Linked DNA regions of Homo sapiens: all the other regions are linked to region 3. Evidence: chromatin loops called from intact Hi-C (ENCODE). Cell type or tissue: chondrocyte. All regions are shown on one strand. Each heading gives the region's core, and the rest is flanking DNA. Links, peaks and the distances in the headings are about the cores only. Region 1 has its middle 380 kb from the start of PKN2. Region 2 has its middle 36 kb from the start of LMO4. Region 3 overlaps LINC01140 (long intergenic non-protein coding RNA 1140). Region 4 holds the start of LOC107985408 (a long non-coding RNA gene). Region 5 has its middle 160 kb from the start of LINC01773. Region 6 has its middle 270 kb from the start of LINC01773. Region 7 has its middle 48 kb from the start of LINC01773.

Region 1 (4,536 bases), core at 296-4,295, 1.2 Mb after region 3:
AAAACAGCAAAGCTTTCTCACCAAACAGTGAGACCATTCTTATACCACAACCCAAAGAAAATGGGTGCACGTGGGCGCATAGGATGATAACAATAGAACCATGGATTTCTAAATGTTTCTTAATTCAGGGAGAAGCAAAGGGAGGAGGTAGAGTAACCTACCTCTTAAACTGTTTGAAAATAATATGCAGAAAGAGAAAAACAATCCTCAGCTAACAACTGCCTTTCTTGCCATCTGCTTAATCTAAACATTAGCACATCACATATCTGAGTGAACTCAAATTGCACTGGAAATGGAGTACTCTGTTCCACTTTTTTAGACCCTTGATGGGAGAGTCAAGTGAGAATTTTCTACGGGATTATATGGGTGTTACAGGCTTCCAACATATGCATTTAGGGCCACATTTTCAGTCCAGCCTTAACTCATCATACCAGAGGCAAAATTGTGCCTGGCTTAATTAGCACAAGTACTAATCAAGTACTAATGAAATTTGCCCATAAGCAGTTCCTCAGACTAAGGCACAAGTAGTGCACACAATTTCCGTATATATCACTTAGCTTGTCAGCACAAAAGGGGGAAAGAAATGAACAATTCCTCCCTAAAATTTGCTTCAGGCTAACCACAGGCAAACATCATTTCTACCCAGAAGTAATACATTAGTTTCATCAGTGTAAACTCTGCAAATCCTAAATCTGCAAATTGCATCTCAATTTGCCACATTAGGTAACACATTTATAAAAGTATAGGCTGGGTGTGGTGGCTCACACCTGTAATTTGGGAGGCCGAGGCAGGTGAATCATGAGGTCAAGAGAATGAGACCATCCTGGCCAACATGGTGAAACCCCATCTCTACTAAAAATACAAAAATTAGCTGAGTGTGGTGGTGCATACCTGTGGTCCCAGCTACTTGGGAGGCTGAGGCAGGAGAATTGCTTGAACCCAGAAGTCGAAGGTTGCAGTGAGCCAAGATCATGCCACTGCACTCCAGCCTGGCAACAGAGTGAGACTCTGTCTCAAAAAAAAAAAATTATATATATATAATTATATATATACACACACACACACACACACACACACACACACACACAGAATGTTATCAATGAAGATGCTTCATTCTTAAAGATTTATTAGCTATTTAAGACCTAAATTTGGAAATGAGTATGATCTGCAATATACCTTAAAATACATAGGACATCTTTCAAACTGAAATGTCAGTTCTTAAGAGGGCACAATGATGTTGGACAACAGATCTATTTGTTTAAACTCAGAATAATGACAAAAAAAAGAGGCCCAATTTTATCTCTTCCATCACCAATAAACCTTTAGTCTTCTTCTTGTTGTATTTTAAGTCCACTATTAAGACCTGTCCAAGCATAAGCATTTATTTACAACAAATATTAAACTAAGGAAGATTCTTTCAAACTATCAATTAAATCATACTAATCACAGATGCAGCATGCACATTGAAATAAGTATCTATATAATCAAGCTTTGCACATAGGAACCATTTTGTTCTGGTTACCTCACAGTACTTTCCACCAAATAAAATTCTGGGTCATCCCATTTTGGAGGCACAAGAAAAACAGTGATTAATCCTTAAGAGCAAGGTCACGTTAAAAATCAGGGAGAAAATCAAGAGAGGACTGCATGAGGACCAAATGCTGTCATCTCTCCTGCCCAGTAAACTACACTCCTTCCTCAAAGGACTGTTACATTTCTGGTGGGAAAGAATCTCACCTTTAAGAAGCTGAAACTTACCCACTTGAACAGGTGCAAGGACCAGATGACCAGTTGTTCCCTTTATGGACTATCGACAAACATCACTTAAAAAAATAATAATCATTGGCAAGTGCTAAAAACCAGCCAATTGACACAATGTCTTCATAAAACGAAATTCAGGAGAGAGGAGAGAAAATAATGCAGAATCAGAGTAACCTTGGATGCAACCAAACTGTCACCTGTGGTCCATGCAACAAAAGCCTTCCACATAGCTTCGTGAGTTAAGGACAACAGATTAATTACAACATTGACTTCTGTTGCTGTTTCAGAATCATGTTGTCTGAGTATTATGTTAGTCTCATTTTTCTATTTGTAAACAGATCTAACTTATCTCTATAGAACAGTAGAAGAGGAAAAAAAGGTTCTCTTGCCATTAGTGAGTTTTATTTTTCTTGATTAAATAAAGGTTTGTGAACTATAAAGAGTACAAATTTAACATGCTGTAAAAGCAACAAGAAAAATTCACGCAGAGCACAGACGAGAACAAAATTCAAGCCCTGGCATTCTTCACAGGAACCAAGGGCCCCATCTGCTGATGTTTAAATGTACTACAGTAGCAAACAGATTTAAAAAAAATAAAAAAAATCTTATTGAACTAAAATACAATAAAGAGCCTGAAGCTGCAGAATCTTAGCAGCAGAAGGCACCTTTAGAAGTTAGAGAACCTGCCCCTGATCCAACACTTCTCACCCTTTTCTGTACTGCTGCATAGCTGTATGGAAGTTATTTGGAGCAGACAGTAGTTTATTTTTAATTTTCTTAGTTCTCAGGAAAAAAGTGCCAAGCACTACCTTCACTGGCCACCACCTCTCTACTGACAGACCTTTGGCTGAAGTGAGTTCTCTAGTCCCTTTAGTTGATGGCTCTTGTTTTGAAGTGACTGGATGGTTAGGGTCTTAATAATGGGTTTTGATGCTGCCCATTTTGATGATAAGGAGGAAGACATTCCCATTACTTCTTAGCCTTGCCTCCAACATGGGATAGTACTAGGGTCCTTTCTCTGCCTTTCTCTGAAGTTTGTTTGGTTTATGACCATTTTTGCAACTAAGCGAGTACGTAAAGCATAACAGAAAGACCCTAGATGGGTTAGAATAATGCAGTTTAGGGGTCTAGTCCATCTTTGGTAATACTCACTACTGTCCTGTTCTGTCTAGCTCTCCTCTCCTCACCTTAAAAATAAGGTGTCAGATTGCATGCTCTTTAAATGGGTTAAGTTCCTTTCCTCCTACCTCTACAATTCATTGTAGCATCCACATAGCACATTGCATATATTAGACACTCAGTAAAAAGCTGATGAACAGACATATTTTCAGTCAAAACTATTTGTTGGTAATTATCCTTTTTATTTAATCTAGCCATTCTGAGTTCCTTATACCCTTTTATATTTGGAATCTAATAATACTTGTAGTGAACATTTATGTTTGGAAAACCAGACCCTTTTAACCTTTATTTAGAAAACTACCCCCAATGTCTTTGGGAGCAAGTATCTCTTCTCCATTATGAACAGTTCAGTGGGACCATCAGTCTATGTTCTACGAGCTCTCCTAGTTGAATTGTGAGCACCTGAACCAAATTTGGCCAACTCTCTCCACTGTGACTTTGACTCCTGTGCAGAGTAAAACAAGAATGGGAAAGCAATGAGGTTAGGGCATTCTGGCAGTATAATCTGAAATGCCTGTCAAATGGTTCCTGTTACCTCAACCCCTAGACCCCAGTAGCTGACCTAGTTCATGTCCTATTTCTGTGATGAATTCTCCAGCCTTTTCTTCAGGAAACTGAAACATCAGGCACAGCTACCCTCTAGGCCTCCCAAGACATTCATTTCCTGCTTTAAGTTAATGTGATAGACATTAGCTGATTGTCTCTCCCACATACAAACCACCTCCCTCCCTTGCTTTCTTCCTAACAAGGCTCTAGACATCTAGTCATGCAATTGGTGTGGAATTGACTTCATGTCTGTCTCTAGGAGCAGATCTTGATTGGCTCAAGCTAATTATCATGCCCTCTTCCCTTGGCCACAGCAAATGGTTTGGAAGTGGACATATAACTGAATTTAGGCCCATCAAATATAGAGCATGTTTGTCGGGGATTCTAGGAAAGAGGTTACTTCTATCTTCAATGGGAATTATTTTAAAATAATTAGACATGGACATGAAGCCCTAGTTGTGTCAGCATCTGCCTTATTATCACAAGAGAAACCAGTCTTAGGATGAGGCCAACATTGTGAAAACTACAGGGGAAGGAAAGAAACCACATCCTTGGAGATACTGTAATTAGCCCGAAGCCTGAAAGTTTTAGTTATATGAGGCAGTAGATTTCCTTTGTTGTTTAAGGCATTTTGATAGAATTTTCTATTACTTATGAGTGAAATAATCCTTAATAATATCCAGGGTCTATTTCTGTTGATAAAAACCAAAGAACTTTAAAAGATACACTATTCAATTGGGAATCTGACATCCTAGGAAGATGAACCACTACTGTTCTTATATGCTATACTTTTATTTAGATATTTCAATATCATCCTTGCTTTTATATTTACATTGTTGAATCTGTTCAATCTATAGTCCATGCTAACTCATATTTTTCTGTCATTCTTACCTAAAGCAAATCAATCATTTATTCTATTCTATTGGTTTTGTCTTCTTTTCTTCCTTTGTTTACTAATATGAATGCTTCCCCACTTACTTTATTTTCCTAAACGCATCTTCAATTCATCAAAGTTCTTTACAGGCAGTAAGCAAATTTTGCTTTCTAAGT
Region 2 (4,536 bases), core at 243-4,242, 160 kb after region 3:
AGGTCTGAGAGGTGTTGTCTGGCCTTTAGAGCCATGGGGGTAAATTAGACAACTCTGAGTGAGTCTGTAGAGAAGAGCAGGGACAGAAGGGAACTCTACGACATCGGTGTTCAACGAAACTGTTTTTTGATGAAAGAGGAGTCCACCCAAGAGATAAAGAAGGAAGAGGCAGAGAGTTAGGAAGGAGGCACGGAATGTTACAAGGAGGCAGTGTTCAACCCTGTCAAAAGCAATGGTGAGGCCATTCAAGTGAGGCTGGACAGGGCACCTCAGAGGTCTCTAAGCAGGTGCCAGGTGAGAAGCAGTTTTTGCTCAACCTTGCCTTGGGGAGGTAGTGCAGTGCCATGAAGTCAGACTCCACCTCTGCCCTGTAGTGCTTGGGAGATGTTTGGCAAGTCTCTCCACCTCTCTGAGTCTCAGTCTCCAAATCTATAAAATGCAGATGGTATCCCATTTATGTAAGATTGTTGTGAGGCTTCACTGAGTCATTAATAAAGCTCTAATCCAGAGCCTGACACACCACAGGCATTCAATGCATCCCAGCCTCTTTCTTTTCCATTCCTTTCATATCAGGGATGTCCAGTGACCACATTTCTGTTCATTCTTTTGAGTTTGAGAAGAGGGAGGGCCACCTTGAAGTGTCTGGGCAGGGGCTAGATCTTAAGTCAGCCTCTTGCTCCTATAAAAGTTAAAATTAAGGGCGGCATGAGGGGTCAGTAAGCAGCAAGGAGGCATAGGGGAGACAGAAAATGGGTATAGGAATCTTGCTGATTGAGGATTGGAGTCCCGGGGTCGGTGAATGATCTGTGACTCTGAAAGGGTGGGCTGAGAAAAGCAGAGACCTGAGGGCTGGGGATGGAGCCTGTGCTGCCAAACAGTGGGCCACCAGTGGCCTGTAGGTATGGACCCCTATTCAAGGCAGAGGGCCATTCAGGAAGGCAGTACCCTGGCAGGAAAACTGTGGAACTGAAAGGGACTATTTGCCCACAATAAGGAGGATTTCAAGGGTAGGAGATTCTCCCTAGCAGGAAGTTTTTCCTATGCTGTTTTCTATTTTCATAGGAGATATAAGCCTGAACAGGTGGACTTGGGACTTGGAGTAATTCATACACACACACACACACACACACACACACACACACACACACACAATGTGAGTAACCCACATTATCATCCACATATCATGCAGCCTATAGCTGGAGTTACCCCTCCTTGTGTGCTCATGGAGGTCCCATTGGAAAAGCCTAGCTCAGTCCTACCTCACAGAAAGGGCAGAAGCAATACAAGTTTACTCAGATTTTGTTAATATTTTTATTCCAATAACCTCCAAATAATATCCTATAAAAATGTAAATTATTTTTTCTGTCATCTGTTACTTATGAAAAATATTATAACAACAATAAAGGAATCTTAAAAATGATCTAATTTCATATTTTATGCCAAAATGTGGCCAGGAAGAAAGGTCCCAGTGACTGTGGTGTCTGAAAGTGCAGATTTTCAATTTGTGAGCGCTGGTGGCCTCAGAAGGACTGACTTCGTTGGTCAGGCTTAAAGAGACTCTTTGAAGAAGGTGGGATAATGGATAAAGTTTTTTTCTTTTTGAGGATTTGAATTTTAAAAGATGTTATTTAAAGTTATTGCACATATATTTTTGTTCAATGAGTTGTGTAAATGGGTTCAGTCAATCAATATGATCATTTATATTAAAATAATGTTATTTCATTGGTTTCACACCAGCCCCCGAGAGGTCTAAAGAGTGAGGAATCTCTTATTCATGCACCAGAGACACAAACAACTAAGAGAAAGGTGGGAGGGGAAGTGAAGAAAAGCCATTCCAGAGAAGGACTAGGGAATGGCGGTTATGGTGTCACAGAATCTGCGAGAAACAGCACAAGGTAGCTTCCTAGAGTCCTGTGTGCTCTGTGGTACGGCAACCCAGGAATTCAGGGCTCAAGGGCAGCCCCTCAAATGAGTGTGTGATTTGCAGGGTTTTTAAAATTTATTATTATTATTATTTTTTTTTTGCACGCATGTTGTCTTTTAAGGACCTGGCTGTGATCCTTCTGCATATACCTCAAGGAGAGCTCAAAGAGAGCTCAAGAGACCAGGAAGGCTAGAGATCTCCCTGCAGTGTCTTGCCTGAAGCCTCTGGATGTTAAGGTCTAACTTTGTCTTTCTTACAGAGTTATACCTTGTCTAACCATATGAAAATATCAGGAGGCACAGAGTTTTATCACTTTTTTGTTTTGACAACCCAAGAACTGATTGCTCTGACAATTGTGCTCTGAATTAAGTGTTTAATCGGAGTACCAGCAGATGGCGCCATTTGTCATTTATTGACGCTACTACCCACGGCTAAAGCAGGGGGCTTCTTGCCTCTTTAATTTGGATAGTATTATAAGTAAAGTGTTTTCTACTGTTTATTATGCATGAGCCAAAATTCTATGAATGTGTAACATTTTCTCTTGTATTTCCTTTTTTATAACATCATTTAAATTCCTTATTAATAATTTAAAAATGTTCTGGATTTTAATCACTTTTCTCATCACTAAAATATCTGATGAAGAGATGTTTGTTCCCCTGCTGAAGGTGAGACAGAGGAAACCATCAGCAAGGAAGAAAAAAGAGAATCTCACTTTTAAACCGAGCTCTTCGCCCCTCTCACGTCACCCCATCTTTTCAGTTTAATTGAATAATATTTATTTAATTAATAAAAATATCTGCCTAGTGCAGGTTTCAGAAATCCAAGGCCAGAATAGGCTGCCATTAATAAAACAAGTTTTTTATATCCAAGTTTAATTATGGTGGTGTGTGTTTGATAGCTTGTTACTGTAAATAAAAGAGATAAAGGCAGCCCTTCACTGGAGTAGCTCGAGAGCTGTGAAATATGTACCTAATTAAAACTATTGGTGTAAGAGGCTAATAAAGTACATGTGCCTACTAGATGTCTTATTCTAATGAATCTCGGCTAATTTGCTTTGACTGATGAATTTCGGTGTTAGTGGTAGGGGCTGAATAATTATGAAATTTATCACAAGATACAAGGACTCATTAAGGATTACTCAGGTTGAGTTAGAGGAATGTTTTCTTTGTCAAGAACACAGGCCTTGACCAACATAATTATGGCAATGGGAAAGAGTAGCCGGATTCCTATCCAAACCCCAACAAATGTTCAAGGCCAGAAGGGGCGCACATTTATGAGTGGGGGTGGGCGTGTGAGGTGGGGAGGGTGGACAGGACACTCTGTGTCAACTCTGCAAGAGATACCTGTGTGGTATTTATGCCTGAATTTTAAAGCATTCAGCACTCACGGATGGCTCTAATGACAATGACTGGCTTCCCACCCTCTTATTGAAAACACTTCCCTACTCTTCATGAAGAAAAATGGACGAGGCTAGCATTTATTTAGCAAGGACACTACTGCGGGAAACCACAGTCAGCTCCCAATTCTTTTTTTCTGCTCATAAGTTTTAGCTCTCTGAGACTCCAGACTTACAAATTAATCTGATTTCATTAACTCCCGGTGGCAGACTCCAAAACTGGGGCCATGATTGGAAACCGTTCATGTAATCAGTGTCACGTAATCACTTGCAGAATGCCCTAAAGGTAAAAAAAAAAATCTGTTTATCTTAAAACAGAAATTTTAATTGTTAGAATGCATGCTGCTGGCAACGCAGAGGAATAATATCTTCCCAAGACGAACCGGACATTCTGCTCCTCACCGTCCAGGACCCAGAGCTGAAGAGGAGGACACACCTAGACACCTTTCTGAGGACAACTGGACACGGAAGCAGGAGCCGGCAGGCAGGACCCCCTCTCTGAGGACAGGAATGAATGAATGAGCGAATGAAGGGCCACTGTGAGCCTGGCTGGTTTCAGTCCCTTCCTCTGGGGACCAGGCAGGGACTGTGGTGGGGGTGGGGGTGCAGAGAGACAGCAATGCCCCAGCAAGTGACACTTGATGACACCCCAGCTGGAAGTCTTGTCAAACAAATGGAGAGTTATTTACCCCCCTACCACCAGAGACGGCTGTTCCCAGGGCTGAAATCAAGGGGGATGCCACAAGGTCTCACGGGGGTTTCGTGACCCTGACCTCCGGGCAATTACAGTGAGAGATTTCCCTTCTTGTTCACATACTGGCATTAGTATGAACAAAGAACTTCAATCTCTGTGACATCAAACCAGATATACAGATATATAAAAATGTGTGTGTGTGTATATACATAATGTACACACACACATAAATATGTTTCTAAATGTGATTTACAACTAAAACAATTAGAAATTCAATTCGTAGGTGTCTTACCACTAAAGCTTTCAAATCAGTTAACCCTCTGCTTTGTTTTTCTTTCTGGAAATAACTTTGAAACAAACTTCCAATTTACTTTCCTTTGAAGAGAAATGTCAGGCACAACATTAAGTGAAAGCTCAACTTTTATGCCAAAGACCAAAACTACTGGATAACTTGTTGAATTTTACAATTCTTATTGTCTTTGTCTTCTAACTCAAAAAGGCATCCCTTATTCAGCGAAGGAA
Region 3 (4,536 bases), core at 208-4,207:
CTTGACAGATGGAAAATAAAGGGCCTGTGCACAGCTCGGCGAACTGCTCCGTGGACCTCCCAGCGGGGCTGCTTTCTGAGGTGATGGTCTCCTCGCTCCTTAGCCAGCCTGGTGGAGCCAGCTACTGACGTTGGAAAGGAGTTGGAGGATGGAGGTTTGTGGCCGGCAAATGAGAGGTGTCGGGGAGGGAGAAGAGAAAAGCAAGCGGGCTGAGGAAAAATGTAAGGGAGGGAGATGGTTCTTCGATGAAACCTCTGGCCTCTTTTAAACCATAAAGAGGTCTGGCTGGTTTGATTCCAGTCCATAAAATGGCTCAGTAGGATCTTAGGGATTATTTAGCTCAAACCCCTGAGAGGTGAGGAAACTGAGGCCCAGAGGTCCCACTTGCCTTTGGTCATGGGGTGAGTATGTAGCCCAGCAGGGTCCCAGCTCCTGTGAGCTGCGATTCATGGTGTTATCTTTGCTGGGGAGGCCTGAAGTTCCTTTAGCTTGTCCATGTGAAACAGAGGAAGAGCCCACAAGGAACGCATTCATCTCAGAGTTAGGTGACCTTGGCTTTGGGATCTAGTTGCTCATTACTTCCACTTTCCTTGCCAACATCTTTCCTAAGCCTTCCAGATCAGGGCACAGTACCACTCCCTTGCTGCCAGACAGGTGGCCTGTCGTGTGGGCAGGAAGGGGAGTTCAAGGCAAGCAAGGCCCACTGTGAACCCCCTGCTAGAAGTGCTCTCCCCTTCCTTCTTTTGGAGGTGGCAGTTACTAGGCAGCATGACCCAGAGGAGGAGATAAGCTGCCTCTGATAGGAAGGTTTTATCTTTGAGGTTATTGCAAATATGCCTGACTTCTTCATCTGGTTCTGTCCGGATCTGAACTGGTAGCCAGATAAACTGTTGGCGGTCCCATTTCATGTATTTATCAAGTCTAAACAATTGTCAGGAGGCAATTATCCCCCAGGAAGCCAATGGCAGATAAATAGTGTCCCGCAGTCTGGTTCCAGCCATGGAATCTGTAAGTTGTCCCTCCTTGCCCTGTGCAGATTTTCTCCTCTGTCCCTGCTGCCCTAAATTTTAAAGGAGGTTTGATGTTCCAACACGTTTGCTTTGGTGTTCTTTGCCCACAGCCCCAAATAAAATCTAATGGTTTTTATAGGTGGATAAATCCTTTTTAAAGGCTCTTTTGTTATCACCATGGGGTTTGTGAGCACTAAAACTGGATTTTAAGGGATCAGTGAAACCTTAGAATCACGGTTTGCTGTATCTGGAAGGAACCATGACCACTTGGTACAGACCCTTCAAGCGGTAGATGAAGAGGCCAAAGCACGAAGGGATTTGATGGCTTGTGAAGGCAACGTGCTCTTCAGAGTCGGGCAGACGTGCAGCTGAAGCTTGGTCTGGCCACTGATCTGCTGCCCGGCCTTGGGTAAACTCCTGGAGCCCCTATTTCCTTATTGATTACATGGAGATACCAATCCAGACTGCACAGTATTGTGAGAGGTAGTAAAACTGTTTCCCTCTGGTCGAGGTCAAACAGACAACTGGGGGGCAGAGCTAATGCCAGAACCTTAGTATCCTGGCTCCCAGGTCTTTATCCTTTCCATTATTCTGCAGGAGGTCTTCAGGCTACTGTTAAATAAAAAGTAAAGCTTCTACTTCGTTCCACCCAAAATTCTAGTTCAGTGTTTCCCAGACAGAGCACCTCCAGCGGGTCTGAGGCTCAGTTCTATGTGGAGACTCATGTTTATACGATGACAGCATCTATATTTTTTCTGGATGAACTAATAATCGACTGGCCATTGTATTTAGGAAAAACCAGACATCACCTCATGGACGTCTCATTGAAGGGGACCGTCAGTTATTCCATTCATTCTGGCAAATTTTCTTTTTAGCTTTGGTTGCAGCAGGAAGAGAGAGACGTCTGGGGGGCTTTTTGCCTGTTGGAAGGGCATCACTCGTCCACAGCTGGAGCCCCTGGGATGACCCATCCCAAGGTCCCAGCCTAAGTCTGAGGTTCCAGGGCTGGTCGCAGGCCGTCCTTGCAGCCCTCGCCAGAGCGTTGTCTGCACCTCCGACACTAGGTGGCGCCATAGGAACATCCTCGCGGCCCGAGGCGCGGTCGCAGCCGGGGAGCACTCGCCACGGTGCTGTGGAATTCTCTGGTTTTTCACGCAAGGTCAGGCGTCCTGCTGGCGCCCTCTCGCCACCCTGCCCTCCCGTCAGAAGCCCGGCTCCTCGCCGGGGAAGGCCGGATGCTGGCCCGCCGGGACCTGGGACTTGTGCCACATGGAGTGTCGGGAGTCTCCATTGCCGCGAGTTCTACACCACAGGGCCAGGCTGTTTGCTCCCCATCGGTCGCTGCCCCCAGCACCCTGTTGTTATTAAGGACTCATTTGCTTGGAGCGGCATCATTACAAGGGTGTGGGGTACTACATATACTCCCTATTTTTCTATTTTCGAAAGGCTGCAGGCGCGATGCACAGTGCGCTTGCACGGTGGGGCCTAGTGCTAGCCCGAGGAGCGGACGGGGGCCGGGCAGGGGCGGTGGGCGCCGGCCTCGTCTCGGTGCTGCTCGGTCAGGCTGTCCCGGCGCGGCGGCCTCGGGAGGCCCTGCCGTCCTTCACCCCTGGAGGCGGGCTGGGGGGCGGGTGCGGGGCGCTTCCCCTCCTCAGGGCCCTCAAACCGCAAGGGGGTTTCCGCTTCCCAGTCGATGGTCGTCCTCTCCCATCCCCGGCTGCATCTCCATTTACCCGTCGCCCATTTCCTTTGCCCATCCAGGCTCCTTGGCTCCACTGGGGTCTCCGTTCCCTTCTCCCGGTCCCCCCTCCAGGTCGCGGCTCCTTTGTCCAGGACTACGCAGGGGCTTGACCCCAGGGCGCTGGTTTAGGCCGGATCTGGGGTCCCTTGTCACTCCCAGGCTTCTTCCACTTCCGAATTCTGGAGAACCGGGAATCAAGCCCTGCGCGTTCCTCTTCTTCCTCCTTCGTGCCGAAAGCACGCTTCATGTCTGCCAGGGCATCAGTTCTGAAAGTGAGCGGAGAACAAGGAGTTTCTTTTTCTTCCCCAGAAGTTGCCTTTTGTAAGGACTATGTCTGCGCCAGGGCTTGATACATGTTGCTACTCCTGGGAGTGTGAGACTGGGAAGCTGATGGAAATGTCAGCATTAGCTTTAATGGTGAGGCCAAAGGGAGGATGGACCCAGCATCAAGCCTGGGTAGAGGAGAACGGGAGAGGGAGGACCAGAACCAGGGGCCGCCTGTTCACTGCCTTGAGGTGTCTGAATCCTGCCTTTGCTGTTTGTGAGCTCTAGCACTATGGGTAAGTTGGTTAACTTTTTGAGCCTCAGTTTCCTGTTCTGTCAAGTGGGAATACAACTTCCTAGCTCACAGAGTTGTGGTGAGGATTATGAACTATTATGCATCTACAGTGTCCTCCTGGCAAGTGAAAAGGCTCAGTAAAGGGTAACTGTTATCATGGTCCAGTCTAAACTTCCGTGCTAGCCCTTCACCAAATTGATCTTACAGAAATCAAAAGGTTCCTGCTTTTCCCACCTTGTTTGGAATTAGAAAAAACTTCCCCTGCACTATTAGTGTTTTATAGGCCTCTTCTCTCCAAGACAGAAAGGAGGAGAGGGTAACGGGGCTTATTTTCTTCTCCCAGGACTCTTGAAGAAGGATTCAGGATGTGGCTGTGCCGCTGGGGATAAACGGTGTAACACTGGGGCAGGTCAGTTTCCTTGTTGGTACGATGGGACTCTTACACAGGCCCCTTCCTTTCCAGCACCAGATACTGCTACACCATCTCATCGGCATGGACCTATATGTGGCAGCAAGTCCATCTCATCGCTTTTGGTGAAAGTCAGTCCAGTTTGTAAAGATTCTCATTGTGAGTATGGCTAAACCATCCCTTTGACTAAAAACCAAACCAGATACTCCTTTACCTATCAATACCTCCTGCTGCTAAAAAGCAGCAGCTAAAAAGCAGCAGGAGGTATTGATAAGGGAAGTCCTATCTAAATTCCTGGTTTAGAGAATGACTATCCTCATTTTATGAGTTAAACATTACCCCCAATTAACACCTCTGAAAAACCCTCCCAACATGTTTATCTCATTAATATCACGGGGTTGGCAGGTCACTGTAGACGAGGAACTGGGACACCAAAAGGAGAAACTCTGGCCACGCTTGCACCCTGTTCCCAATCCTGGTCCAGTGTCACCCACAGATGGTAAGGAGCTCTAGAGACCTCACCAGCCCCTGGGATTGGTCACCTCACTCTTCTATGGACAGAGATTCCTGCTGGGATCCTTTGAGGGCAAGCAGACCCTTCTTCCAGCTCGGACTGTGAACTCCACTGCAGCCGTAAGGACTGTCTGTGACAGTGAGCCCGAGATGACTGGGCTCTGTGCTCCCTCCCGGCCCTCCAATCCTTGGCCTGCCACAGAGAACTGAGCTCTTTTATTAGCACCATGAATGTGACTGATACAGCTAGCCATTCCCTTGTGCGAATGACTCAGTTTATTAATGCTCTGCTAAAGATGGCTTC
Region 4 (4,536 bases), core at 256-4,255, 370 kb after region 3:
TATTGACTAGTTGTAAGAACTGGTGAGAACATGCGTGTGAAGAACCTGGTTAAATGGTAGCAGCCTGATATATGGCAGGTCCTGTTGCCATAACGAAATAAGATGATATATATAAGTTGCCAGGTACAGGGCCTGGCCCATGTTTGGCACTCAATAAAATTTAATTCCCTTTGATACAATGAATACATCACAAGCATTTCTTGTTTTCATTTTTACTCAGAGTAAAGTTTTCTCAAGGGCAAGGACTAATTTTTTTTTTCAAACTTTTCAGTTTGTGTGAATTAATGTTCCATCCTCTGTATTTTGGGAGGTATTCTGCATATCTCTCAGGAAATCCAGATGGAACTGAGTGCCTGCTGCCCACATCAGCAACCCAGGTAAGGCACTTTTTTGTTGGGTCTTCTTTGTTTCTCTTCTTACTCTCCCTATTCTCTCCAATCCTGGGATCACCTTCCAAATAGACTACAGGTATCCAAACCCTTGTCTCAAGCTCTACTATTGGAGGAACCCAAACTAAGTAAGGAAAAGATTCAAATGACAGAGAAAGACAATAGTGTGCAAAATAGCAGAAGAACTTTCAGAGCTGTCCAAGGCAGCTAAGACAGGAAAATGTCAATGGAATAGGACAAGAATAGAATTCATTCATTCACTTATAAAAAAAAGGTACTTACTGAGCACCTAGTATGTACTGAACATTCTTAGGCCTTACGGATATGGTAGTGATCAAAACTGGCAAGGCATTTATATTGTAGTGAGGGAACATGCAATGAACAAGCAAATCAACATGCAAAATCATATCAGGGAGTGAGAAGAGCTTTGACAGCAAATGGCATAGTAAGAGACTGTGTGCAGGAAAGGTAGCTATTTAAGACAGTGTAATCTATTTAGAGTGAATAAAGGCCTATCTGGGAGGGTGATACTGGAACAGAAACCTGGTCAACATGAGAATGACCCACCTTTTGTCCACTGCCTACCTTCTCCTGAAGTGCAAGCAGAAAAAATCATGTGTGCTAGCCTGGGTATGGATAATAAGACAGGATCAAAATGCTGCTAGTTAGAAAAATGGGATGCACATATTTCTCAGTGTCCATTTTTCCAGGCTGAGTGCTGGGCTACTCCAAAATGGACCTTAGGACCAGACATATGCCTACAGCTCTTGGTAAGGCCTTTCTGTAGGAATACCTGGGGGGATTTCATCATTTTATCCTTCATTAAAAAAAAAACTTTTCTCCTGTCTTTCTTGTTCACGGCATCTTTTTCTTCAGTTTCTCAGATGAAAAGAATGCCTTTATTTATATAAGACTTTATTTATATAAGACTTTATCCCATTTGATTCCCACACAACTTTGTCCATTAAGTATTTTTATTCTTTTTTATAGATGAGGAAACTGGGACTTGGGGGCTTTGCTTGAGAGAGCTGGGACACAAACTGAGTCTCTTGGCTTCAAGTCCATGATTCATTTCAATGCTGAGTCCACTGGCCCCTTAACCAATCTTCATCCTTTCCCTGCCACCCCCATTGATGGCAACAGGATTTTATAAGCTGATGATCTTCACCTACAGGATCCCATTCCTCTGATATTTCATCAGTGGGCACAGGATCAGATCTCAGTAAAACTAGAAGATTAGAACTGGAAAGTCTGAGGATAATTCTATCATGAGATCTTATGTATTTAATGTTCTAACTTAGTCCAAGTGCTGTACTTGATAGTATTTTCTCAGTGCCACGTTAAGATAACAAGGATTTTCTTAAATGTAATATTGAACTTTAAGTATGTACTAAAGTGGCTGATTCTTAATGCTCCTCCTTTTGAGAAAACTTAAGGTAAAATTGAACATAATTGCTCCTGATCCATTTCACTCCACCTAGTGGGCCTTTTGTTCGTTTGCTTTTCTTCCAGGACATCCCACTTGATTCTGAGTCTGTAAGACTCCTTCCCTCAGTGATGGATCCTCACTTCTGGGGGAAATCATAGACAATTTCTTCTGTAGGGCTAACTCTACTATACAGTTTATGATGTCAGGGTGAATACTTCCTTTGGGTTGCTGTCAGAAACTGTAGATTTTTAAAAATTTAAATTTCATTATTCTATGTCAGTATTCCAAAGTATATACAGAAAGCTATTGCACTGTTAAGGAGATGGCACTTAACATTTTGGAAATTCAAGGTGATGAAGGTCCATATAAGACTATCTCTCCTGGTATAAATGTTGACAATGCAGAACATTTTTAAAGGTTCTTTTTGATATACAAAGTGCACCAATGAGTACTTTTTAATTCTTACAATAATTCTGGGCGAGGTAGGTATTTTTCCAATTCCCATTTTATGCTTCAGTAGCCCTTTGTACTTCTCCTTCAAAACACTTTGCTCACTTGTAATTATTTAATAAATTAGTTGTAATTATTTGTTTAATGTGCAGGAGTTACAAAAGGCGAGCTTTAGAACAAGACAGACCTGGTTATGATTCCTGGCTCTGAAAGCTGTATACCCTGTAACCCTAGACAGGTGTTTTCATGCCTCGCTGCCTCTGTTTCTTCCTCTGTAAAATGTGAACGATAACAGTATTGGCCTCATGCTTTTTTCTGAGTTTTAAAAGTAATAATGTGGACAAAGATCAGTGCAGTGCCTGGCATGCTGAACCCATTCCATGACTGTTAGATGTAGTTGTTATGATTTGTATTAATCCATTTTTACACTGCTATAAGGAACTACCTGAGACTGGGTAATTTATAAAGAAAAGGGATTTAATTGACTCACAGTTCCGCATGGCTGGGGAGGCCTCAGGAAACTTACAATCATGGCAGAAGGGGAAGCAAGGCACTTCTTACATGGCGGCAGGAGAGAAAGAGAGAGAGTGAATGGGGAAGTGCCACACACTTCCAAACAACCATATCTTGTGATTAATTAAAAAGTACTCATTGGTGTGCCTTGTATATAAAAAAATATGCACTCACTATCACGAGAACAGCAAGGAGGGAGTCCGCCCCCAACATTCAATCACCTCCCACTAGACCCCTCCCCTGACACATAGGGATTACAATTCAAGATGAGATTTGGGTGGGGACACAGAGTCAAACCATATCATGATTGTTCTATAATAAAGAGATGGCCACATGTGTTTCATCAGGGACAGTGCTAATTAACCAGTTGTCCTGCCATAATTATTAATAGTATTCCAATTGCTTTCAAAAGTATCCTAGTTTGCAAAAAGTATAGAAATGGAGGACAGATTAGTGGTTGCCCAAGATTGGAAAAGGGTAAGGGTAAAGGGTGCAGAGGTGGATGTGGTTTTAAAAGGCAACATGAGAGATCCTTGTAGTGAAGGAACTGTTTAATATCTCCACTGTGGTGGTGGATACCTGAACCTAAACATGAGAAAAATTGCATAAAACCAAACACACACACAAATGAGTACAAGTTAAGTTTGGAAAATCCAAATAAGATTTGTACATTGTATCAATAGGTATATCTTGATTATGATATTGTACTATTGTTTTGCAAGATGGTACTATTCAAGGAAACTGGGTAGAGGATACATGAGATTTCTCTGTATTATTTCTTATAACTCCATGTGAATCTGCAAGGATCTCAGGATTAAGAAAGATAGCCTAGTTTGGAAGATAAACATTATATCCCAGTAGTAATGTCCATTGTCCCACCAGGACCTAACTACCTTCTATAAAAAGAAGTGCTGTTGTTCCCCTCAAGTTCCTTTATTTGGTTTTATTCTTCTTCGCAGTACCTACCTCCACTTGGCAGATTAGATTTATTTTTTCATCTTTCAACAGCTATTTGCTGAATACCTACTAGATGCCAGGCTTGAGATCTAGCAATGAACAAGAGCTCTGTGAAACTTACATTCCAGTAGGAGAAATAAATAATAAACCAAAAATATAATCGATAAATTATTTAATATGCTGGGAAGCAATATGTATAATGGAACAAAGATGTAGAGTGATGGATTAGGGTTCTCCAGAGAAGCAGAACCAACAATTGACTCATGTGATTATGGAGGCTAAGAAGTCTCAAGATCACAGTTAGCAAGTTGGAGATGTAGGAGAGCCCCTGGTATGCTTCTGATTTGAGTCCAAAGGCCTGAGAACCAGGAGAGATGATAGTGTGGTTACAGTTCAAAAGCTGGCAGTCTTGAGGCCCAAGAAGAGCCAGTGTTGCAGTTCAATTCCAAAGGCAGGGAAAGGCCGATATCTCAGCTGAAGCAATCAGGCAGAAGGAGCTCTCTGTTACTCATGGGCAGGTCAGACTTTTGGTTCTATTCAGGCCTTTAAGTGATTGATTGAGGATCATCTACTGGGGAAAGAAATAAGCTTTATTCAGTGTACTGATTCAAATGTTAATCTCATCCAAAACCATGCTCACACACACCCAGCATAATGTTTGACCAAGTATCTGGGCACCTTGTGGTTCAGTCAAATTAACACATATTAACTATCTTAGCAAGATGAAAAGCAATGAATGCAGCATGGTGGTTGAAATTTTAAATAGGGTGGTCATATAGTGTCATTGAAAAAGGAATA
Region 5 (4,536 bases), core at 269-4,268, 930 kb after region 3:
TAATCACTAGAAAGGGAAATAAAATGAAGCAGCCTAAAATTCTAATTCAATGTCATCTAACGAGGAAGATTTAGTTTGTGGGGGAAGAAACCTCTCTTGGCAGAAAAATAAATGTTTTTTAGATAAAACAAAAATAATAATAAGGAAAAAAAGAATAGAAGCAGAGTTGCTGTTGAAATACTAGAAGAGCCTATTCATCTTCTGGGAAAGTGTTGCACTATGCTTAGGTCAAAAGGGTTCATTCCTGTGCCCTGAGATTTAAATTATTTTAAGGTGAGCCCTCATCTCTCAATGAAGATTCCTTCCAGTCTCTGACCGGGCATTCCTGATTTGACCAAAGTATCTCAGTTTCCTGATTATTATAATGTGATTTTCTGAAACTGTTCAATTAAGTTCAGACTTCCTACTTCCCAAAACATTGATTGGAGGAAAAGATGAGAAACGTATATTACAAGAGAACAAAGCATTTCAACTGAATATTACACATACCTGTGCTTAAAGGTCATGTTCCAGCCTTACTAACACAAAGCCTTGTTGGCCATCACCTTCTCCTCCTCCTTGTTCACCCCTCTTTCTCTTCCTAGATACCAACCTCTTTCCCTCTCCTTTCCACAGTGAACTTCAGCCCCAAAGTACTATAACTTCTTTTATAGTATGGTTTTGCTACCTCTTTGTTTTAGTTCTACTTTCATACCATACCCTGAGGCCTTACTCTCTAAACCAAAGTGGGTCTGTCAAGACAATTTTGCCAAACAAAGAGCTATTTAGTCTTTCCTAGGAAACAGAAGTTGCATTCAATTGTGGTTTTAAGTAACTTTGTTTTTTTCTGTTGAGTTTGTCATCTTATAGTTTCAATGGTTACCTCAGGCTCTTTACAAAACTCTGGTTTCTTTGTTAACAGTGCTTCAGTCACTTACATCAGAAGCCAATTCCTTGCGGGCAACTAACATGTGTCTACTTTCCTTTGTAGGTGTTTGTAAATGCCAAGTAGGCTCTTCTGCCCACTTTGGGTACTAGACAAATGCTGTTGAGGAGCAAGAGCAGACTGAAATTCAAGGAGATGACAAGAAAAGCATTTCCAGTCCCACGATTTGAATGTGGGAAAGGGAATGTGCAGAAGAGCTTACCACCTTCCCAGCAGCAAGGGTACGGCAGAAAGGACACGAAACTAGCTTTAATATTTAAGCATAAGATGCTCCACATTTCTCACTCTAAATTTAGTGCTGTGGCATTCAGTTTAAACTACCTTGTGTCCAATAATATACTTCCTGGCCTGCCCTGAGGTCTTCAGGAAGCTTTTTATCTTTGATATAATTGCCAGGGTGAATCCCTAGTTATAACACACTCTACAGCATATAAAATAATTGTTGCAACTGAACCCATCACATAAATATTAGTGATTGAAGAGATTGGTTGGAATAAATCAATGTGGGTGACATATTTAATAAACTTTGTATAAACATTGTTTGCAACAGCTATAAATAAAATTGTCTTTAGGAATTTTACATATTGCACATCCCTCTCTTCATGGGAGATGCACAGGCATGATTTCTAGCTGCACCAAATGACAAGCCTTTTAAAACTTGTCCAGATTAGAACAGGCAAGCCAAGTCAGGGAACGTGCCACAGCAGGTCAGGAGAGTGCTGAGGTTTGCTCCACCCTCTGAGCTTTCCTCATGCACTTGCCACTGGGAACCAGGCTCAGGCTGAGAAGAGCTTCCAGCCAACACTCCCCTCTCCTCCCCTCCCCTCTCCTCCCCTCCCTCCCTCCCTCACTCCCTTCCTCCCTCCCTCCCTCCCTCCCTCCCTTTCTTCCTTCCTTTCTTCCTTCCTTCCTTCCTGTTTTTCAAAAGAAAAACACACACCATAAATAAAGCATGATCAAGATGGCATTTTACATTCACACAGATTTTGGCATAAATAAATAAAAGGGATTTTGTTCAAATTCTGTCATTCTTACATGCCATCTTAAAATTATCTTTCTCTACCAGTTCATCATATTCTACTATGCCTTGAGAGTCATACTGGCTCCCTCCAGTGGCTGACTGAGCTCTGATGAAAACACAGGGGCATTTCTGAAGGCCATACAGCCTAGTGGTTCCACATGGAATCACTTATTTCCAAGATAATGAGTTCAGATCCCTTTGTGAATTCCAACTCTCAGCATGCATTACTATTCCTGAAAATGTTTGATAAAGGTGTTAATTTTAATTAATCTACCCCATGGTCTCCCATCCAAATGGCCTATTTCACTGTTCCCATTTTATGGATGAAAAACAACCCATTGGAAGGTTGTGGAACAACTGGGAATGCTGGGAGGTCATGGTAATGCCTCACATGTGAGCATCAGGCCAGAGTGCTTGCATGGGGGCTTTCTCTTGGCTTAGAACAGACCCTTTCTCATTCTCTGACTTATTATTGTTAGATTCCAAAGGATGACAAATTGTAGAAATATTTAGGTTCCTTTTTTAAAGAGATCAGATATAATGCAGTGTGTCTTCAGCTTTAAGCTTAATGAAATGTCACATACACATTTGGAAATCCAGGTATCAATTATGAGTCTTACATTGTTTGAAATTTACAACTTTCACATTTATTTTTATTAGTAATATTTTAGTCCCTCAATATATTTCTCTGGCATTAATGGAAAAAACATGGTGCCTTCAAGCAGCCAAAATAATCTCTCTAAATTCCCACTGAGTTTAATCAAAGGCCATGCAATTTAATGGCTAAAGTTACTGCTATATATTTCCAGTGTGCTGGGTTCAAGTCCCATTAAATTAGGCTCTAATTAAAATTCATCTGAAATATTCTTTCATTGTGTAATTGTTTTTTAATTCTTAATGACTCACATTAACCTCCTTTTACTCAAAGGAAAAAAATAGGGAATTAAAAAAACAACAGCCAGGCAGGAAAAAGAACAGTTGAATTAGAGGATGATATGATGCTTTTATAAAATGCAGCCTGAGAATTGGGTGTGCAACACAGAAGATCAAGAGGAGACTTAATTAGGGCTCTACTGCTCAGTTCGTAGTTTTTGGGTCTTTATGAAAGCTAAGAGCATAGCTAAATCGTGTAATTTGCCATTATTTTCTCAGGTAGCTCTTACTGAAATGTTACTTTTCACTTGTATTTTTTTTTTTTTCATTTTGAGAGCATAGTATCAGACCTTGTATATACAGCTTGCCACTTGCCTGCTGTCAGAGACAGAAGTGACAACACTTGTCACTACCAATCTCCTCATGTCTGGTCTCATCTGAGCGATACATACAGCCTGATTTCCAGGTGTTTGTTGAAACTCCAAGTTACATAACATGTTTGCTGTGCTCAGAATGGAAAAAAAGCACCACTGTGGGAATAAATTCTTAGCTTTCTAGGAACAGTTAGTGTACCTAATACTGAATTAGTCCAATTCCAGATAATTGAAGGGAAAATTTGGAGACAGAAAGAGGAGGCATTGCAAAATTGATAGCCTCAGGGGTGGTCAAGTGACATTGATGGGAAATTTTTACAAACTTTTTAAAAAGCAAAGCAACATGAGTACATAGTTTAAGAAATTAACCACGATAAAAACACTGCATTTTTTTTTTTTAAAAGAACTACTAGTTCCTCTGGTCTCCAGCTTACCTACTATCCAAGAGCAGCCACTTTTTCAATAATTTTTATTATGTCTACTCCTGACCAATTATATTGTGATTTATTAGTTTTAAATAGTATATATTGATCTCTTATAATGGTAGATAAAGAGCTTAGCTTTTATCTCACACACACACACACACACACACACACACACCACACAGATGCACACAACCTCTTTCTCTCTTCCCTCAATCCTTGCAATAGAGCTTTATCAATTTGGAATTAAATCCACATGTATAATGCTATTGTTGTTACTATACACATATATTTCCTTCATAAGCCAAATAGTTGACACTACTTTGTTTTCTTGTACAACTGCTTATTTTCTAAAATTAATAATTGTTTTTCCTTTGCTTGGCTTCTTTTTATCTCTAATTATTCACTCATATTCCAAAGTGTGCCCCTTAATACAACTTCCCATCCAGTTAAACCTAATAAGTAATATATCTGTGCTCTCATCAAAACTCCCAGAATTCTACATTTTCTGGTTTCAATCTGTACTGGCAACTTCTAAGCCTGCTACATAGTAATTGCTTCCTATATTTGCCGTTGAGTCATCCTGGGAATTACTTTATCCTGTCTCCAATGTTAGATTTGTTTTTTAACAACCCTGTTTTGTTGGAACATATCCTCTAGTCGCTTCTAGGGAAAAGGTGAATTTAGAAATCTTTTTCCCCTTCAAACTTAAAATTATTGTTTTTCTCCTTTCTAGCTTGCAATATTGCAATATAGAAGTCCAATGCCACATCTTTATCTCTGGTGTTCTAAAATTTCATCATAATTCACTTTGTTGTAATCATTTTTCCAATCCTTGTTGTAGGCACATTGAGGGCCTTTATATTTTGAAGTTATGTTCTTCAATTTTAGGATTTTTTTGCATTTTTCTTAAAAATCACT
Region 6 (4,270 bases), core at 271-4,270, 1.0 Mb after region 3:
TAATTCTGTTTTCTCCGAAAACTCCATACAAGGAAAGATTAGTGTTCGTCTGAGCTCTTGAACTCTTCTGATTCAAGCTTAAGCAGACTGGCATTGTGTATACTATGCATATAAAGTTGTAAGTGTGACAATTCCTTAAAAACTGAATTCAAAAAGAAAGTATGTGAATGAGCCTAGTATAATGGCTAGCAAATAACAATAATAAGCACTCAATACCTCTGAAAGAACAATTCAAATCATTTTGTCATAAATTATGATTTACATTTTTTTCTATAAATGACTATATAAGAGAGAATGAGGTTTTTTCCCTGTACTAACTATGGGAACTCTAGCTCTAAAAAAAAAAAAAAAATTGGAAAATAGGCAGGGATACTTACATACGTATTTCAAGATAAAAACAGAAAAAGTATAGGTGAATCCTACAACAGCCTGTAACTGGGAAACCTATTATCCAAAATTTTTTCCAAGTTTCTGTTGCATTAAGATACCTATTTTCATGAGGTTAAAAAAAAAAATTATTAAGGGACCGGCGCAGTGGTTCACACCTGTAACCTCAACACTTTAGGAGGTCGAGGCGGATGGATAACTTGAGGCCTGGAGTTTGAGACCAGCCTGGCCAACATGCCAAAATCCCATCTCTACTAAAAATTTAAAAAAAAAAAAAATTAGCCGGGCATAGTGGTACATGCCTGTAATCCCAGCCACTCAGGAGGCTGAGATGGGAGGATTGCTGAGCCCATGAGGTCCAGGCTGCAGTGAGCCGTGATGGCACCACTACACCCCAGCCTGGGTGACAGAGTGAGACTCTGTCTCAGAAAAAGAAAAAAAGTCCAAATCACCTTAAAAAACAAAACTGTCAGAAAAGAAAAAATGTAGTTAAGAAATGTGGTTATTCACACAGTTCTTCTCTGGTAGCCATCTTGTTTTCTACCCCAATATATAAGGTCAATAATTCTAAAACAATAAAGAGGGGATGGGGAAACTCCTTACTAACGAAACACTTTAAACGAGCTCCCTAAATACTTTTAACTAGCATTTAATTTATTTTTAATCAGCTGCTTATCATTTATTAAATAAATTCCAAAGGCCCCAGGATTCCACAGCCCTTAGATAGGCTAATCTCCCATTGGGAAGCAACACGTATTAAATAGTTGCTAAACCTTGGTAAATACACTTTTAATAATTAATTCTAGAAGTATTTAACTTGCAGTTATATACCGGATATTTCAGCAATATTGTAATCCATGGGATATTGCCGAGGGATTTCTCAGATTAACACATTTGGGTCCCTGAGTCCCATCTGTATACCTCTATCTGAATTAACAGCAGGTGATTCAACACATGGCTACCAGCTCTGTGTCTGAGTGACCAATGATTTTATTACCATATCAGTGAGATCAAATCAGTGAAATGCATCAGCTGAGGAAATGCTTTGTAAGGGATGAGACAGACGGTGGCTTACAAGTCAACCCGGGTTTTCAAAAATGATAACTACTGAAAAGAAAAATTACTTTTCCTGTTGAGATGTGTAAATATTATGTAGATATTCTAACTCAATCTCTATGATGGATGGCGCTCAATTTTAAACATATTTCAGTAATGCCTTAATTTAATAGAATGGGAGATACACAAGATGTTGAAGGATCAAGGTGAGAATAAATTTTCTTGCACAGATGGTTTAGTCTTGTTCTAAAAATCCATGGGATTCTTATACTTTCCTCTCCATGAAAAAAAAAAAAGGCTTTGCTTTCTTTCCTTTAAAAAGATGTTTTGAGTAACCACTTTGTTAAATTCTGTATATCCAGTCCCATTCCTACTAGCCTTGTGTAACATAACTATAGTTCCTCCCCCCACCAATGTGGAGTAAATTGTTAACACTGAAGTCAGTAGCGACCTTTGTCTTGAGCGGAGCAGTTCACTTCCCCACCCAGGCTGACAGAGACTGCAGATTGACCAGCAGATGGTGCTACAGAGCAGGCAGCAGCCCAGGGCCTAACATCCTGGAGCTCAAGGACTGCATCAAAGACTCTCAAAAGGATCTTTAGTCTTCTGGCTAGTCAGTTATCTCATCGAGTAAGGAACTTGCCATTTCCTGTCTTTTCTCTGCTCCATTCTTTTTCCTCCCTCGTTTCATAAATGTATTTCTTGTACTCTTAAAAACAGCGTGGCCTGTCCATAGCATGACCCTTGAGCTCTTTCCTTCAGGGCACCATGAGATACCTGAATAAACATGGATGGTGACGAAGGCCCTTTCACTCAAAAAGAAGTATACCTTTCCTGCACCAGCTAACACGAAAGCACACACCACGATGATGTTTTAGTAGTGATAAAAATCAAACATTTTCTGGAGCCATTATACTCTAAAATGTTAATGAAGTTTACTTTTTAAAATGTGATCGATAGATGGGGGAAAGTGCCCATAAATTACTAAAGGCAAAAAACATTCTATTAGCATGCAGTGGGTTTCGCAATGTTCGTTGGTCTGTGTTTTACTGGGGGGAAAATTTTTAATCTGCTGAAAGCGTGAGTTCTGTTTTTGTTTTTGTTGTTGTTGTTGTTTTAAAATACCTGTCTTTGTCTTTCATGGTACAAGAGGGATATTTTTAACATGACTCATTTAGGAAATGTAATTCTAATGCAGTATAGCTATAGGTTTCAATTAACGTTCTACCTTTCTGACAGTCTTTACATTACATGTTTTATGAAATCATTAACTATTGTCATGTTTCTATTATGATACTATTAGGAAATAAAGAGACTTATGTAAATGGAGATGTAAAAGAAATGTATGACAGTTACTCCGAGCAACATCTGTGCACTATCATACATGCTCACACTAATTTTCTAAAGATTGTTCCATTCATTATAGAGCATTGTTAGTTGCAGTGGCACAACCCTTATTTCCATGCATTTAGGGAATGAAGCAGAGAGTGGGTAAATGAGAGCCTAATCAATACCACTTTTCATTTTGCATCTAATGTGCTGCCTTTCCCTTTCTTTTCCTCATGCACAAATCCAAAAAAGATCCTGACGTTACAGTCATAAAATGTAATTCTTCTGCAGAAACACAGACAATAATGCTTTCTGTATTCAGGCGTATTGCATATTCTAATGGCATTTGGCTAAATTGAGTATGGATTTAACATCAAAGGCTTCATGAATTTTTCAAATGAGATATTAAAGTCAATATTTCAAGTGAAAGATATTTCAATTTAGTTGCATACACAACAATAAAAAACTTCTACAAGGTAGAGGTACTAGTGGCTGTAGCAGTATTAATTCATTCAAGAAATTATTAGTTTATAAGAAAATCAAACACAAGGTTGTGATATGGCAAAGACTGAATAAATTAGACTAACCGATATGCACCAGTGTACTTTATCTCTTGCAGGCTGAAACAGTACACTTGCCACTGGCATGTTCAGGGCTCCTGGCTGATTTTTTTCTAAACTCTGTTGATTAGCATGAAGATTTGCATTGCCATTTCATAAATCTCCTTATTTTCATTTGTACAAGTGGAAGACTTAGGATACGTGAAAAAAGAGCCATTTTTAACCTTGCACTTAAGTGGATCTTACTTCAAGGTGTCAATACCTAAAGTGGGTCTCCACAATGATGCTAAATGTTGCCTTTCGGGCAGGTTAGAGGATGCTCAGTTTCGGTGTGTGGGAAGGTGCTGTGGCTTGCTGACAGCCATCCACATCATGGCAGATAGCTGAGATTCTGAAACAATACATGTAAGTTTGGATTTCTAGAACACCTCTCCACTGAAGAACTCAAAGCTGATTCACACTCATTGTCTCATCCATCTATCCAAATGCCCAATGAGAAGCAGAATGACAAAGGGTGTTTTCATCCTTATTTCACAGATAACAGACAAACAGAAGGCACAAAACCCAAAAATGACTTGCTTTCCTGCTGGCCTGTGACCCTTTGAGGAAGGCCCCTATAAAAAGGGAGGCACTAAAACTGGAACTAGAACTGCCTCTTCTGCTTTCCAGTCCAGTCTTAAACACTGAACTGATGCCCCTTTTTTTCATCCATGATGACAACAGGTTGGTCTGTTTGGGTTTGTATTAGCTTTTTGGCTTTGCTCTGTAGACATATAGAAAGACATTAGCCTGAATTTTCTGCAGAATAGTCCTCATCTTACTTCTTTGTTTTGACTATTGCAACATAACAGTGCCTTTTATCCAGTATTTTCAAGCCCTGATCAGTTTAATCATGGATTAACCCACAACCTCAGATAGACAATCTATTAATTCACAAA
Region 7 (4,536 bases), core at 363-4,362, 820 kb after region 3:
AAGGGGTGGAGCATGTAACTCTCACACAGGAGAGTAAGGCAGGGGCACTCCGGCAGAGCTCATTGAGGAGAAGCAGACTTCTTAGCTGGTGTAAGCGAACTGGCAACTCAATTTCAAGGACACAGGAGAATCACCAGGGAGGCTCCAACTACAGAGCGAAGCCTTGTCTGTGTATTTTTGCATGCATCTGTGCCACTACTAATCTGTCTGCTTCCATTGCAATAGCCCAGTTCTTCTATTAGATTGAGTGCAACCAGGAGAAGAGAAGCAAACTCACACACTATTAGGACATATTTGTGAACAATAGAGTAAGTAAAATTAAGGTTAATAAGCTCTGAATATATTTCCACATCACACTGCTAGCACTTGCTCTAGTGACTCAAACCTATATATCTCATACTCTGAAAATCCATCAGAGAGACACCAGGATGCCCCCTCACAAAGTTCACATATCAACTATCCAAGAGATTCATCAACTCATGGCAACACTTTAGAAGCCCATAGCATCATGGTTGTCAAAATCTGTTTAAGGTGAATAGTTCTGGGTTTTATCCTTCAGTTCCTCCTAGAGATGAAGCCCCAGAAGCAAGGGTAGAGCAGAAAATCTAAAGAGATTCTAATTGCGGATAAAAAATAGCATCGAATACTCGTCACCCTGCCCCTGGTGACTTCTCAGATCAGAGTTGAGGAGGGAGGATGAACTGTGTGCATGATTCAGAGTGGTTGGGAGAGAGTGAGGGTTTCTTTTTCTTCTTCTTCTTCTTTTTTTTTTTTTTTTTTTTTTTTTTTTTTGAGACGGAGTTTCGCTCTTATTGCCCAGGCTGGTGTGCAATGGCGCAATCTCAGCATCTCAGCTCACTGCAACCTCCGTCTCCCAGGTTCAACCACTTCTTCTGCCTTAGCCTCCCAAGTAGCTGGGATTACAGGTGTCTGCCACCACGCCCAGCTAACTTTCTGTATTTTTAGTAGAGACGGGGTTTCACCAGGTTGGCCAGGCTGGTCTCAAACTCCTGACCTCAGGTGATCCTCCCGTCTCAGCCTCTCAAAGTGCTGGGATTACAGGCATGAGCCACTGCTCCTGGCCAGATTTCTTATGAAATGAGTTGGTACATTTAACTTTCAGTCCTACTTAAACGTCTTCATGTGGTTGTAGTAACATACCTTGATCTCCTCAGAAAACATCATGGTCTGAGGGTTTGAGCTGCAGCAATTTTGAAAATTGTCTCAGGCTTGGGAAACAGCCTCTCTGGATTTATGGTTAGTGGCAAACTGGCATCCTGCCCTGTTGTGAATTTTAAAAGAATGTTCTCTTTCTAGGATTTTTCCAATTTTCCTCAAACATGATAACGTTGTTTGGGGGATTCCTGACTCATAACCAAACCGTATGTCCTCTAATACAGTTACAACCTAAGTTAAATGAATATTTATTGGCCTGACATATACCCACTTAAAGTTGGGAAAACTGAGGACTGATATAAAAATTTTTATTCAAGTCATTGGCCAGAGTTAAAAAGGGGAGCTCATGGTTGTATTTTACACATTTTATCATAGTTGTTCGGTCCTTCTTGAATGAGAAACACCCTTCAGGAAGATGCAATTTACTATTTATGTCTTTTTGCTGAACTATACCTTGATCACACTGACTACTGAGTGGCCGTGGCCCCTCTCAGTTGTCTCTGCATCTTTGGGCCCCATGAGAGCTTGCTGATTTCTGATTTCGCTGCTATCTGCATGCCTAGATGGGCTATTTACCCATTCTCTGGGGTTTGAGGCAGTAGGCGTTAGCTTTGAGGTGAAGAGTTGTGAGGATAAACTTCCTTTAGGGAAGGACATGAAAATCATATTTAGGGGCAGTTCACAGGCTCTTTTTTGGTAGTCATAGCTCCCCCTGCTGCCCAGTTAGGGGCAAGAGAGGCCAAAGGAACTGAAGTGAGACAAAGTATAACCGACTTGGGTGGAGTCAAGTCAGCTCCAGGAGCCAGCAACTGAAGACAACTCACCTTAGCTCTAGAGCCTAGGACCCTAAGCATGCCCAGGAGAAGAGATGGCAAATGTGAGAAAAGGCAATGAATGATTTAGGAAGGCAGTGTTAGGTTTTTGAGGGTGGGGGAGTACAAAAAAGGAGGATTGACATTTTTAAATGGTATTACCAAACTGTTGGCTAAAATCAAATATACAAACAGAAGAAAATTTTGAATTCACACACAAATGTAACTAACCAGCAGGCTCTCCACTCCTCCATCATATGTCTTATCCTAGAATATCTCAGCTCTGTCAGCTCTTACTGGGGGCAAGTTACGTAAACTCTGCCTCGTTTTCCTGGTCTGTAAATGGGATTTAGTATAATGATTTAAAGAAAAAAAATGTATATATTTCTCACAAAGCCATGTATTTGTATAGAAGAAGCCAACACATGTTGGCTGTTTTTTTTCTCCTTGTGCTATTTTTATTTAAGCTATTGGTCCTCAAACATGGTTGTACACTGGAATCACATGGAGAATCTTTTAAAAATACTCATTCCTGGGTCCCATTCCGAAGGATTCTGATTTAATTGATATATGGGGTGTGGCCTGGGTATGGAGAGTTTTCAAATCTCCCAAGGAATCATAATATGTAGCAAAGTTAAAGGGCCATTGCTCTAGGGCTCCTCATCATCCTTCTTCAGAGACCAGTGTTTCACAAGGGGTTGAGGTGTGCCAGGTGGAGTGAAGTGACCTTTTGCAGTGTCAGATTTGTGGAGGGACACAAGGAAACACTAACTCTTTACTGAAATGTGGTCTTGGGCCCAGCAGCATCTGAATCACTGGTGAGCAATTTAATTTTAGACTCTCAGATCCCACTCCAGACCTGCTGGATCATAGTCTTCATTTCAACAAGGTCCCTAAGTGATCTGCACACAGATTCAGGTTTGGGAAGTCCTGCTGTAGCTCACACGTTCTCTCTCTCTCTCTCTTTCTCTCTCTCTCCTTTCTTGCTTTGGCTTCTTTATTCACCATAGAGAATAGTGTTGAGTATTTCTGATGAGGAAATATCCTTGCAAAAAAGGCTCTGGGTCTTTATTTCTCTTCAGATTCCAATTTCCTTAATTTTTTTTTTTTTTTTTTTTTAGCTGCCAAACATAGTTTGAGTTTCTAATACCTGTCTCAACTTACAAGCACCCACTTCAAGTCTGCTGATAGATGTACACTGGGCCTCTTATGTAGCGTCTAAAAATATTCTTTCTAGGGCCGGTGCAAATGCCTTGATGGGGCCAGCTTTGGCCTATTGATGAGACAGGGTCGACGTTTGATAGAGGATCTTTGGTACATCACAGCGGTGAGACCAAATTTAGAGAATGATTATCATTTACTAAAAGTTCAGAAAGGGAATAAAATCTTCCATCAGAACCTACTTATTAAGGTTACCTTAACAATAAACCATAAAATGAATGGAATGTTGGCCTTGTGGACCGGTTCCTAAAAAAGACAATGCAAATATTTTAAACTAAAATGTAAGGAGATGGGACAGGGCTTTGGAAAAGTGGGAGTGGGGTAGAGTGATTTAGTAAAGAGAATAAATCTCAACAGGAATTTTGTTTCTATAACATTAGCATAATTCTGTGACATTAGTACTTCTTCCTCACTCCCTCACCCATCTCATTTCAAAAAGGGAAATATTTAAACATGAGTTTTAAAAGATTCATTTTGAGATGGAAATAATACAAGAATAACTATTGCTGTCTTCACTTTTTCTCTCTTATTTTCTTTCCGGAGACACGATGTCCCATTTATGATGCTTTTATGTCTATAAACGATTTGGGGAAAGCACTGAAACCAAATCTGTAAACGTGCAAGCCTTCTGCATTGGTGGGGAGGGGATAGGGTGAGGGGGAGACACAAATTGCAAAGAGCAGAATAATCAGATACAGAGGGACTTTGATCTTCTGGAGACCTAAGCTAATAGATGTTAAGTGCAGTTCAGTGGAAGTAATAACCCATGAAGAAAACAAAATCTGCAAAATGACAAAATGCTGCAGTCCACTGATCAAGGAAGACATTGGAAAATTACTATGAAAGCATCCTTAGCCCAGCAGATCCAAGGTGAAAAAAGGGCTGCGTCTGCCAACCAGCAGCCAGACATTCCAGGCAGACTTAGCCGTCTCCCATTTTGTGGCCAGATTAACACTCTGTGTAACCTGAATGCCTTCTCACTGAAAAGGCATGAACTGGCACCACTGCAGCCCTGGGCTTCATCTCTCCCAGTGACGCCATAGTGAATCACTGTGAGGCTAGCTACAGACTCGGTGGGGGCATTCCAGGGGCCGTTATTACCGTTAATCAATTAGGAAGAGTTAAGAATTTCTGAATATATGCCAAATGCAGTGCTGGTCATTTTTTTGACATCAGTAGGACATACTTGAGATAAATTTGACATCTGTCAATAAATTAGTATTTCACCAAGCAAACTACTTAGAAAAAAATTGGAAATTTACGGACATTGAAATGCACTTTAGAAATCCAGAAACTTTATAAAGGAGAACTCCTTAATACTAGTCTA

The links. A loop is a pair of places that touch in the nucleus more often than their neighbours do. Peaks named below come from ENCODE experiments on the same cell type or tissue, not always from the same donor. Only the 100,000 strongest peaks of a DNase experiment are listed, where the experiment ranks them.
Region 1: it touches region 3 in a loop (5-fold over the local background); 20 of 110 quality-filtered maps call a loop at or near these places.
Region 2: a loop joins it to region 3, with 2.1 times the contacts of the local background. A loop is called at or near these places in 40 of 110 quality-filtered maps.
Region 4: a loop joins it to region 3, with 3.0 times the contacts of the local background. A loop is called at or near these places in 2 of 110 quality-filtered maps.
Region 5: it touches region 3 in a loop (8-fold over the local background); 19 of 110 quality-filtered maps call a loop at or near these places.
Region 6: it touches region 3 in a loop (2.5-fold over the local background); 4 of 110 quality-filtered maps call a loop at or near these places.
Region 7: a loop joins it to region 3, with 5 times the contacts of the local background. A loop is called at or near these places in 61 of 110 quality-filtered maps.

The regions. Positions count from the first base shown.
Region 1 is chr1:88,301,018-88,305,553 of GRCh38, forward strand. No RefSeq gene overlaps it. Among named protein-coding and RNA genes, the nearest start is that of PKN2, 380 kb to the right of the region's middle. In chondrocyte, for the core only: CTCF peaks have their summits at 2,303 and 2,505; no DNase peak of the experiment used is centred there.
Region 2 is chr1:87,290,804-87,295,339 of GRCh38, forward strand. No RefSeq gene overlaps it. Among named protein-coding and RNA genes, the nearest start is that of LMO4, 36 kb to the right of the region's middle. In chondrocyte, for the core only: CTCF peaks have their summits at 2,324 (motif pointing right) and 2,554; no DNase peak of the experiment used is centred there.
Region 3 is chr1:87,129,841-87,134,376 of GRCh38, forward strand. LINC01140 (long intergenic non-protein coding RNA 1140) reads left to right here. Exons shown (of 3, transcript NR_026989.1): 1 at 1-154; 2 at 3,774-3,878. Among named protein-coding and RNA genes, the nearest start is that of LINC01140, 2.3 kb to the left of the region's middle. In chondrocyte, for the core only: a CTCF peak has its summit at 2,075 (motif pointing right); a DNase peak (open chromatin) is centred at 2,187.
Region 4 is chr1:87,500,084-87,504,619 of GRCh38, forward strand. LOC107985408 (a long non-coding RNA gene) reads left to right here and starts at 278. Exons shown (of 4, transcript XR_001737795.1): 1 at 278-377. In chondrocyte, for the core only: a CTCF peak has its summit at 1,877 (motif pointing left); no DNase peak of the experiment used is centred there.
Region 5 is chr1:88,059,626-88,064,161 of GRCh38, forward strand. No RefSeq gene overlaps it. Among named protein-coding and RNA genes, the nearest start is that of LINC01773, 160 kb to the left of the region's middle. In chondrocyte, for the core only: CTCF peaks have their summits at 2,064 (motif pointing left) and 2,263; no DNase peak of the experiment used is centred there.
Region 6 is chr1:88,178,746-88,183,015 of GRCh38, forward strand. No RefSeq gene overlaps it. Among named protein-coding and RNA genes, the nearest start is that of LINC01773, 270 kb to the left of the region's middle. RefSeq lists a silencer at 1,882-1,931. In chondrocyte, for the core only: CTCF peaks have their summits at 1,952 (motif pointing right) and 2,170; no DNase peak of the experiment used is centred there.
Region 7 is chr1:87,952,048-87,956,583 of GRCh38, forward strand. No RefSeq gene overlaps it. Among named protein-coding and RNA genes, the nearest start is that of LINC01773, 48 kb to the left of the region's middle. In chondrocyte, for the core only: CTCF peaks have their summits at 1,888 (motif pointing left) and 2,100; no DNase peak of the experiment used is centred there.